2 separate regions of the Homo sapiens genome follow, and region 1 is linked to region 2. The links are chromatin contacts, found by POLR2A ChIA-PET in ENCODE. All regions are on one chromosome and are shown on one strand. Each heading gives the region's core, a stretch centred on a gene start or an enhancer-like site at or near the end of the contact. The rest is flanking DNA. Distances are from core to core; before and after follow the strand shown. Region 1 overlaps LINC02608 (long intergenic non-protein coding RNA 2608). Region 2 has its middle 9.0 kb from the start of NTRAS.

Evidence for each region. ChIA-PET counts read pairs that join two places held with the same protein, here RNA polymerase II (POLR2A).
Region 1: POLR2A ChIA-PET joins it to region 2 with 13 read pairs in OCI-LY7. The contact joins two enhancer-like sites. POLR2A ChIA-PET finds 5 or more read pairs at or near these places in 2 of 52 experiments (OCI-LY7 and activated T-cell).

Annotation. Positions count from the first base shown.
Region 1 is chr1:212,259,640-212,263,670 of GRCh38, forward strand. The region is part of intron 1 of LINC02608 (long intergenic non-protein coding RNA 2608); the gene reads right to left. Among named protein-coding and RNA genes, the nearest start is that of LINC02608, 23 kb to the right of the region's middle. RefSeq lists an enhancer at 1-29. Within about 2 kb of position 1,417, at least 4 of the 41 ENCODE cell types and tissues checked have a DNase peak (open chromatin) inside an H3K27ac peak, as active enhancers do.
Region 2 is chr1:211,628,670-211,632,987 of GRCh38, forward strand. No RefSeq gene overlaps it. Among named protein-coding and RNA genes, the nearest start is that of NTRAS, 9.0 kb to the right of the region's middle. RefSeq lists an enhancer at 3,684-4,259. Within about 2 kb of position 1,675, at least 4 of the 41 ENCODE cell types and tissues checked have a DNase peak (open chromatin) inside an H3K27ac peak, as active enhancers do.

The DNA.
Region 1 (4,031 bases), core at 167-2,666, 630 kb after region 2:
CATTTCCTTTTCCTCATGCCCCTTGTACTACTCAACACATATCAAAAATGCTGGGAAAGTCAGCCTAATTCTACTTCCACTAAGGAACATCAGCAGGCCTGGTGTGGCACTTAAAACGGCCTCGAATTAACTCCAAAGTGCCCTCTAAAGTTACCCAGGAGACCGAGAAGTGATTTGTTAGGAAGATGCCATCCAAAGTCTTACAAATATCTTTTACCTGCCAGTCCAAAATCTCAGGAAAATGGTAGACTCCTGAGTCAGCATAGTCATAATTTTTTTTTTTTTTTGAGACAAGGTCTTGCTCTGTTGCCCAGGCTGGAGTGCAGTGGCATAATCACAGCTCACTGCAGCCTTGACCTCCTGAGCTCAGGTGATCCTCCCACCCTAGCCTCCTGAGTACCCAGGACTATAGGCATGTACCACCACACCTAGCTAATATTTTCATTCTTTGTAGAGATGGGTTCTCACCATATTGCCCAGGCTGATCTTGAACTCCTGGGCTCAAGCAATCCTCCTGCCTTAGCCTCCCAAATTGCTGGAATTACAGGCATGAGCTACCTCGCCAGGTCTCATAATCTTGATGTTAGCCCAGAACAATCTGTGACTAGGTAGGATGGATGGATGGATAGATAGATAGATAGATAGATAGATAGATAGATAGATAGATAGATAGATAGATCAGCCAGTACTAGTTTTGGCTTCACAATCATATCCTGCTACCAAATTTTCCTTTTCAACAGCTGCCGTCTTAAAGTTGTAAGAACTTTAACCTATTTATATCTGATTGGTTTTGCCTCTAAAGTGATTAAAATGCCCATTTGATTTCCAAGATGCTGTGGGTATTAGGGGCACAGGCTAGCTTTTCAAATGGGTTTGTCTCTTTCAAAACAGGAAGCAGCATTGTCCAAGTTCATTAAAAATCAGCATTGGAGAACACTTACTGAGTGCCTAATTATGTAATCAGATTTTGGCCTGGGGCTGGGAATAACATTTCAAAGAGAGAGGAAGAGTCTGGCTGAACCTGGTTGGATTTAAAAAAAAAAAAAAAAAAAGCAAGAGTGAAAGATCAAGCCAGCTGGGTCCCTATCCATGTATGCTGGTCTCTGTTAGTTCCATGTCCTTGAGCCAGGTGGCCAAGGTAACTAGACTTGGCATGTCCTACTTCCCCAGATCCAGAAATTAGCGATCCTTTCCCAGGGATAGTGTCAGACCCCTTTCAGGTGTGATTGTCATTGGGGCATCATGCCTAGTGGGAACAGACTAACTTTGAATAAAAAAATTTTGAGGCGGTAAGACATGTCTGTATTTTTCAAACTCAAATGAGTTGATACCCAGCCCAACTCATACTGCGGTTGGTGACAAGAACTGAATCACACCTCTCCTGACTTCCACCATGCTGTCTCCTTTTCTCCTTGCCAATTCACTATCACCTTGGAGCCACAAAAATGCAAAACAAACCTGAACCTTGTGTTGTGAGGTAAGCCCATGAGTCATGGTTGAACAGCAGTTTCTTTTTCTCCATGTTAGCTGTGTTTTTCCTTCACTGTGGCCCAAACAAGCATCAACTTGGTGACATCAATTCATCATGTTATGGAGTAGGCACTGTGTTTGGAGATGGTAGATTCTGCAATGACTCAGGTGGTAGGGTATTTTCTTCTGATAGAGTACCCAGGAGGGATTTATGAGTTCAGAAGGCAGTAGAGTAGGGCACCTGCTTTCATTCACTGTCAGGTGGTCAGCAAAAACTTCAAGCAGAAGAAAGAATTTCAAAACATGTTAAATGCCTGGGTGTGGGGAAAGCTCCCAGGGCAAGAGGAAGGCAACTCTCAGAATGAGCTGCCTGAGATTTGCAAGATAATTGATTGGCTGAGGCCTTGTGGCACCTTCTAAAATTGGGTGTGGCTGGAAATAGCTGTTGGGGGAACCATGGGAAAGACAGAGCTCTGCTTTGAGTTCCAGGACTGTCCTGCAGGGCAGGTGTCCACTATGCTCCTAATCTCTGCTCTGTCCTTAGCCACCACCTCCGCCCTTCTTTTTCCATATCAGCTGTACTCAGCCCTTTCAAGCTTATCTCAAACTTTTGCATAAAACTCCTTCTATCCCGTGATACTTTTTGTCCTTTACAGAGTATACCCAGATCTCCAGGGTCAAAACTCCTTTTTCCCTTCCAATTTTTCCAAATGTTCCCACTTGGTGGCCAAATGTTTTTTTGAGCAATTATCATGTGCTGTTGGGAAATTCACAAGTTATAAAACAGTCACTGTAGCCTGACCAGGGAGACATACAGGTGATAATATTAAACAATAATACAAAGTAGTATAGGATTACCTGACAAAAATATACAATGGGTGGGAAATGTCTCAGGAATTTAGAGGGTTAGGAGATTATACTGGGGCTGGAATCCACAGTGAGGGCCTCATGGAAAAGCAAAATTTCAGTCTAGCTGGTGAGTGAGTGGGGCTAGGAAGGCTTTAAGTAAGGCAAGTTTAGGGAACATATACTTGGAGAGACAGTTTTATGGTAGGGGATAATAAAAATAATGTTTAACAACTAAAGAGCACCTTATAATTTACAACTTTTCTCACACACACATACACACGCACACACAAACACAATTGAATTTAAGAGGGGCAAGATAAGCCAGATAACAGAACCTTCTGAATATCATCAAAGATCTGGAAGTTTCAGCAATGTTGTGGTCACCTACCTCCTGCCAAGCAATCTTGTATATCGTATCTCATTTAATTCAAGAAGTAGTCTTGTGAGGTAGATGTTGTTATCACCATTTTACATATGAGTAAATTAATGGTTAAGGAACTTCTCAAGATCACATAGTTAATAATAATAATAATAGCAATTACACATGGTAATCACTATATGCCAGACACTATTTAAGTATTCTTACAACAACTCTATAAAGTAAGAACTCTTGTTAACCCCATTTTTAGATGGGAAAAACTGAAGTGTGGAGATGTTAAAACACCTGCCTAAGGTATACAACTAAGAAATGTCAGAAACTAGCCACAAATGTGAGACATATACATAATTTTAAATGTTCTAGCAGCCACATTAAAAAATAAAAAGAAACAAGTAAAATTAATTTTAATAATACATTTTATTTAACCAAATATCTCCAAAGTATTTTAAAATTCATTTTTATGTTTTATGTTTTTAGAGACAGTCTTGCTCTGTCACCCAGGCTGAAGTGCAATGGTGCAATCATAGCTTATTGCAGCCTCAAACTCCTAGGCTCAAGGGATCCTCCCACCTCAGCCTCCTGAGTAGCTTGGACTACCATGCCCAGCCAAAATATTATTTCAACATATAATCCATATTAAAAATTATTAAATATATATTATATTCTTTTTAATGTGAAATCTCTGAATTGAGTATTTTTAAACATACAGCATATTTCAATTCAAATGCTAAATTTGCATCAGAAATATTTGATCTGTATATTTCACACACTTTATAGTTTTAAAAAATAGATTCACATACCCAAGTTATTCCAAACATACTTAAAAGTTTTCCAATAACTAAGTTGAGTACCAAAAATAATTTTCTTTTAACATTTACATCCATATTGTCAAATCTGGTTTCTTTATTTTTAGAAGAATTAACTTGACTTTAAAGCAAACTTATTATCAGTTTCAAATTATGTCTGTTTAATTCAGTAACTCTTGTGTCAACTCAGTATTATTAAAGTTGAATTCAAAGGGGTATTACATAAGTTGAAAATAAATGATACATTCATCAATTATATAATGTATTCATATTCTTAGTTTCACAACAAATTTGCATAATACTGTTTATTATAATGAAAATTTGCATGTTAATTTGTTAGAAGAATGTATAAGATTGTTATTGATTTGTATTACGAAAAATTTTAGTTTCAACATAGATTTTTGTACTTGTCTAGCTAGGTCATGGATAAGACTTTTCCTTTCCTCGAAGCTTCAAATTTAGCTCATTCATATGCTGTGTGATATCAATGAGAAAACAAAATCACACTGCTGTTTTTGGTCTTTTAT
Region 2 (4,318 bases), core at 425-2,924:
AGCTGCTGATGGCCCAAGGCCCGGTGGAACCACTCCTCCTTCCCACAAATGCCATTTCTGTCTTCGCTGTTGCTGTTTCCTGGATCTAGGATTGCCAGATTTAGCAAATCAAAATGCAGAATGTCCAGTTAAATTTAAATTTCAGATAAATGATGAACACCTTTTTAGTATAAGCATGTCTCATGCAATATTTGGGACATGTACTAAAATTGTTTTACTGTTCATCTGAAGTTTAAATTTAACTGGGTGTTCTGTATTTCTTCTGGCGACTCTGCCTGGGCCCAGAGTACCCTCTTCAACTTGTCCACTGGGGGAACTTCTCCTCCTTTCAGGAGCTTCCTCTAATACTCCACTCCACCCTAGGCAGAACTCACCATTCTAGCCTGTGCTCCACCTCATACCTGGTCATCACGCACAGATGGCCATCTCCCTCCTATGGCCCCCTCTGCATCCCCTGCCTGTGGGTAAACCTGTCACTTAACACCCCAGAACATAGAAGGGTGAGTGTTGAGAAAAGGGATGGGAAAAAGTCAGAAACATACATAGAGGATAAAGAGAGCAAGTCTTAGACTTTGTAGGTATGTCCTACCTTTCATGGGTGAAAGGCACTCTAGCACTTGATTTCCTTACATGATTCTTTGTAGATTCTCTGAATGGTGAAAAAGGGAAGATGGCTTACCAAAATCCAATGGCAACTTTCTTCCCTAGCAACTCAAGCCGTCCTTCAAGTTTATGTCATCCCATACCTATAAGCATTCTCTACCCTATGATGATCTGAACCTCCTGAACGATTTGATTAAGCAGAAGTACTCTCAGTGGGCACAAAATAGTAGAAAGAATGAATAAAATCTAGTATTTGATAGCACAACAGGGTGACGACTGTAGTCATTAAGAATTTAATTGTAGATTTTAAAATAACTAAAAGCGTATAATTGGCTTGTTTGTAACACAAAGGATAAACGCGACGGGATGCATCCCCATCCACGATTATTACACATGTATGCCTGGATCAAAATTTATCATATACCCCATAAATATATACACCAACTATGTACCCACAAAAGTTAAAAAATAAAAATTAGGCCAGGCACGGTTGCTCACTCCTGCAACCCCAGCACTTTGGGAGGCCGAGGCAGGCAGATCATTTGAGATCAGCAATTCGAGACCAGCCTGGCCAACATAGTGAAACCCCATCTCTACAGAAAATACAAAAATTAGCCGGGCATGGTGGCACACACCTGTAGTCCCAACTACTTGGGAGGCTGAGGCACGAGAATCACTTGAACCTGGGAGACAGAGGCTGCAGTGAGCCAAGATCGTGCCACTGCACTCCAGCCAGGGAACTCTGTCTCAAAAAATAAAATTAAATTAAATTAAATTAAAATTAAAAAAAAAGAAATGCACTCAATGGAAAGAAGAAGATGGCCAAGGACATAAATCTCAAATGGCTTTGTCATAAGAGAATTTGGGAAGTAGGGGAGTAGCTGATGGGGAGACCACGGGCTGTGCCCATTCTCACACCTTCAGAATCCTGGAGGGAGTCGTGTGGCCACAGGCTATCCTTCTCAACGGGTTTCACAGGCTTTTCATAGGCAGCAGGCATTACTGGGATGTGTTCCTGCAGATAGAGGGCTCCAGGCGCCCTCCCCACACTGCCTCTCTCATGAGTTACCGCCTCCGGAAGGATAACAAGGCTACAGTATCGCCACTGTAGGGGGCCCTCCCGGGACGGGGAGGCTGTCAGCTTATCTCCACAGCCCTGGTGCCACACACTGCATCCACAACTAATGGCCAAGAAGCCAGCATGTGACCAAGCCGCCTCACCTCTGCACTGGGCAGCTCCTAGAGGACCCAGCAGCCAGGCTTCCTGGCCACAGGCCAGCCCCAGGACCTTCTCCGTGCCCGGTCGACATCGCTGAGGTTGCCCCCCTCAGCCCCGGGCTACTGTGGAGCTGGAGGGAGTTTCCAGAAGCAACCCCAGTCAGAGAACTGACTCCAAAGCCCCCTGCACACCCAGGTCCCCGTACCTCCTCAACCCTGCCCAGCCATTGACCCTGTTCCTTTGGCTGCCAGGGCTCTGTGTACCCCCACCCCACCCCAGCTGAGAATCCAGAGCAAGGCCCTTCTAGACCAGTGATCTCAGCTGCCCAGGCTTCAACCAGGGGATTGCTGGGTTTGGACCCAGTGGAGGATGCAGCTAAAAAGGGGGCCCTCCAGAGGCATTGGGGAATGGGGAGGGAGTCAAAATGATCTTCCTGGCCCAGAGCCAGAGAAGTCCCATAAATGTCTGTGGGGGTGGAGCATGGCTGGAGGGCAAGGAGAAGAGAGTGGAGGGGGTGAGATAAGATGACTCTGTGATGTACTTACATGCCGACGTTCCCCAGCAGTGCCAAGTGTGTAAGGCGTTGCTCTCAGAGCTACTATAATTATATCCCAAATGGAAATAATAATAATAATTCCCTGATACATGTTGCCACTAGAGCCAGGCTGTTGAAAGAGTGGGAAGAGGGAAAGAAACTCCCTTTCTTCCAGAACAGCCTGTCATGCTCCCAGATCGTTATTCCTAGGCCCGGTCAGACCCAGCTTCTTTCATACTGATTCCCCCACTCCAATTCAGGAGACTTTCAGGGTGCAGGGGTAGGGGTGACAAGAAAGGAAGTTATCTACACCGGTCTAAGCACTCGCTGGCGGATCCAGAGGCAGGGGGCAGGGTCTCTGGCCCCATCAGGAGAGGGAGCTGTGAACTAAGCCCTTTGTGCTTTTTCTTGATCTTCCTTGGGACAGGGCTGGCTGGGTTGTGGCTACTGCCTGTGACTCCAAATCAGAGGAGGCAACTCTCGCCCATAAGTATGGACCCCAGCCTCATCTTCTACCTCCTCTTATCCTCTCCTAACCCCAGACAGACAGCCAATGTCGAGAAGAGAAGCAGAGGAGGCTAAGTGGAGACAGCAGGCAGACCCTTGTCCCGACCCCTTAGTGACTGTCCTTACTCCTGGGTTGGGATGTCGAGGCAGAGGCCAGGAAGCCCTGGGAAGACACACACACATAAAATGGAAGTCAGCATCAAACCCTTGACTTTTGATCCATCTCCCACGGCCAAGGCTCCTTGTAACTGAGATGGGCAAGGGAAATGGAAGATTAAGAGAGGGAGGGGCTAGGCATTGTGGCTCACCTCTGTAATCCCAATACTTTGGGAGGCCAAGATAGAAGGATTACTTGAGCCTAGGAGTTCGAGATCAGCCTGGGCAATGTGGAGAAACCTCATCTCTACAAAAATTAGCTGGGCATGGTGGTGCACACCTGTAGTCCCAGCTACTTGGGAGGCTGAAGTGGGAGGATTGCTTGAGCCCAGGAGGTTGAGGCTGCAGTGAGCCAAGATCATGCCACTGCACTCTAGCCTGGGAGACAGAACAAGACTCTATCTCAAAAAAAAATGAGAGGAATGACCTCCAATGCCCTGATGGAGAGAGAGGAGGTAACCGCGCAGACTACTGAGTTTCCGCTGCTGAGCTCATTGGCAAATTTTGACCTTGGCCTTGGCAGACATGCCTGCTGTGGGCAGTGGGGCCTGTGGACAGAGGAGGGCAGGAACAATAGTTTATAGCTTTGTTTTGTGGGAGGAAGCAGCATTGGGCCCAGTTCCTGGAGACTGTCCAGTGAGCTAATAGCTGGGGCACATTGTTGGCTTCAGGGTAAAAGCACAACAGAGGTTTCTGTGTGGGCCCACCACAGAAACCACCGATAGTGCCCCATATACAGCTCTACAACCACATTCTCGCCCAAGCTCCACACAGTCCCCCGGGGCCTTGCTCAGAAAGGCCACTGCCAAGCAACGCATCTAAGCGCAGTGTGCTTTTGAGGCTTGGAAATTCATGGTGGCAGCTCTGCCACCCGCAGCCAGGCTGGTGGCTGCCGAGGCCTAGAAAGGACAGGGCATCCACCAGGCTAGGATGGGAAGGCTGTGAGTAGGGGTGAGCCAGGAGTCAAGGTTGGAGGAGCTGCTCCAGGCTGCGGTGGGATCAAAGCTACCATAGCCCCCCGACATCCCCGACCTGGCTGCTGGTCAGTAGAGGCTAAAGGAGGCTGCCCGACATCGCCTTCCTGTTCCTCCTCCTATGGAATTCCCCTCGGCAAGGGCCACCAACAGCACAGCCACCCCGTGCAGGGGGCACTGCCAGACAAAAGCGCTAATGGCTGCAAGCAGAAGTTGCTGCCAGTGGAGTCTTGTGCCAAGATAGGTACTGGCAGCCGAGGTACCCTTGGGCCACACCCTGTGCAGTGGGGATTGTGGGTATACCATCCCAAGCTGTGAGTTTTC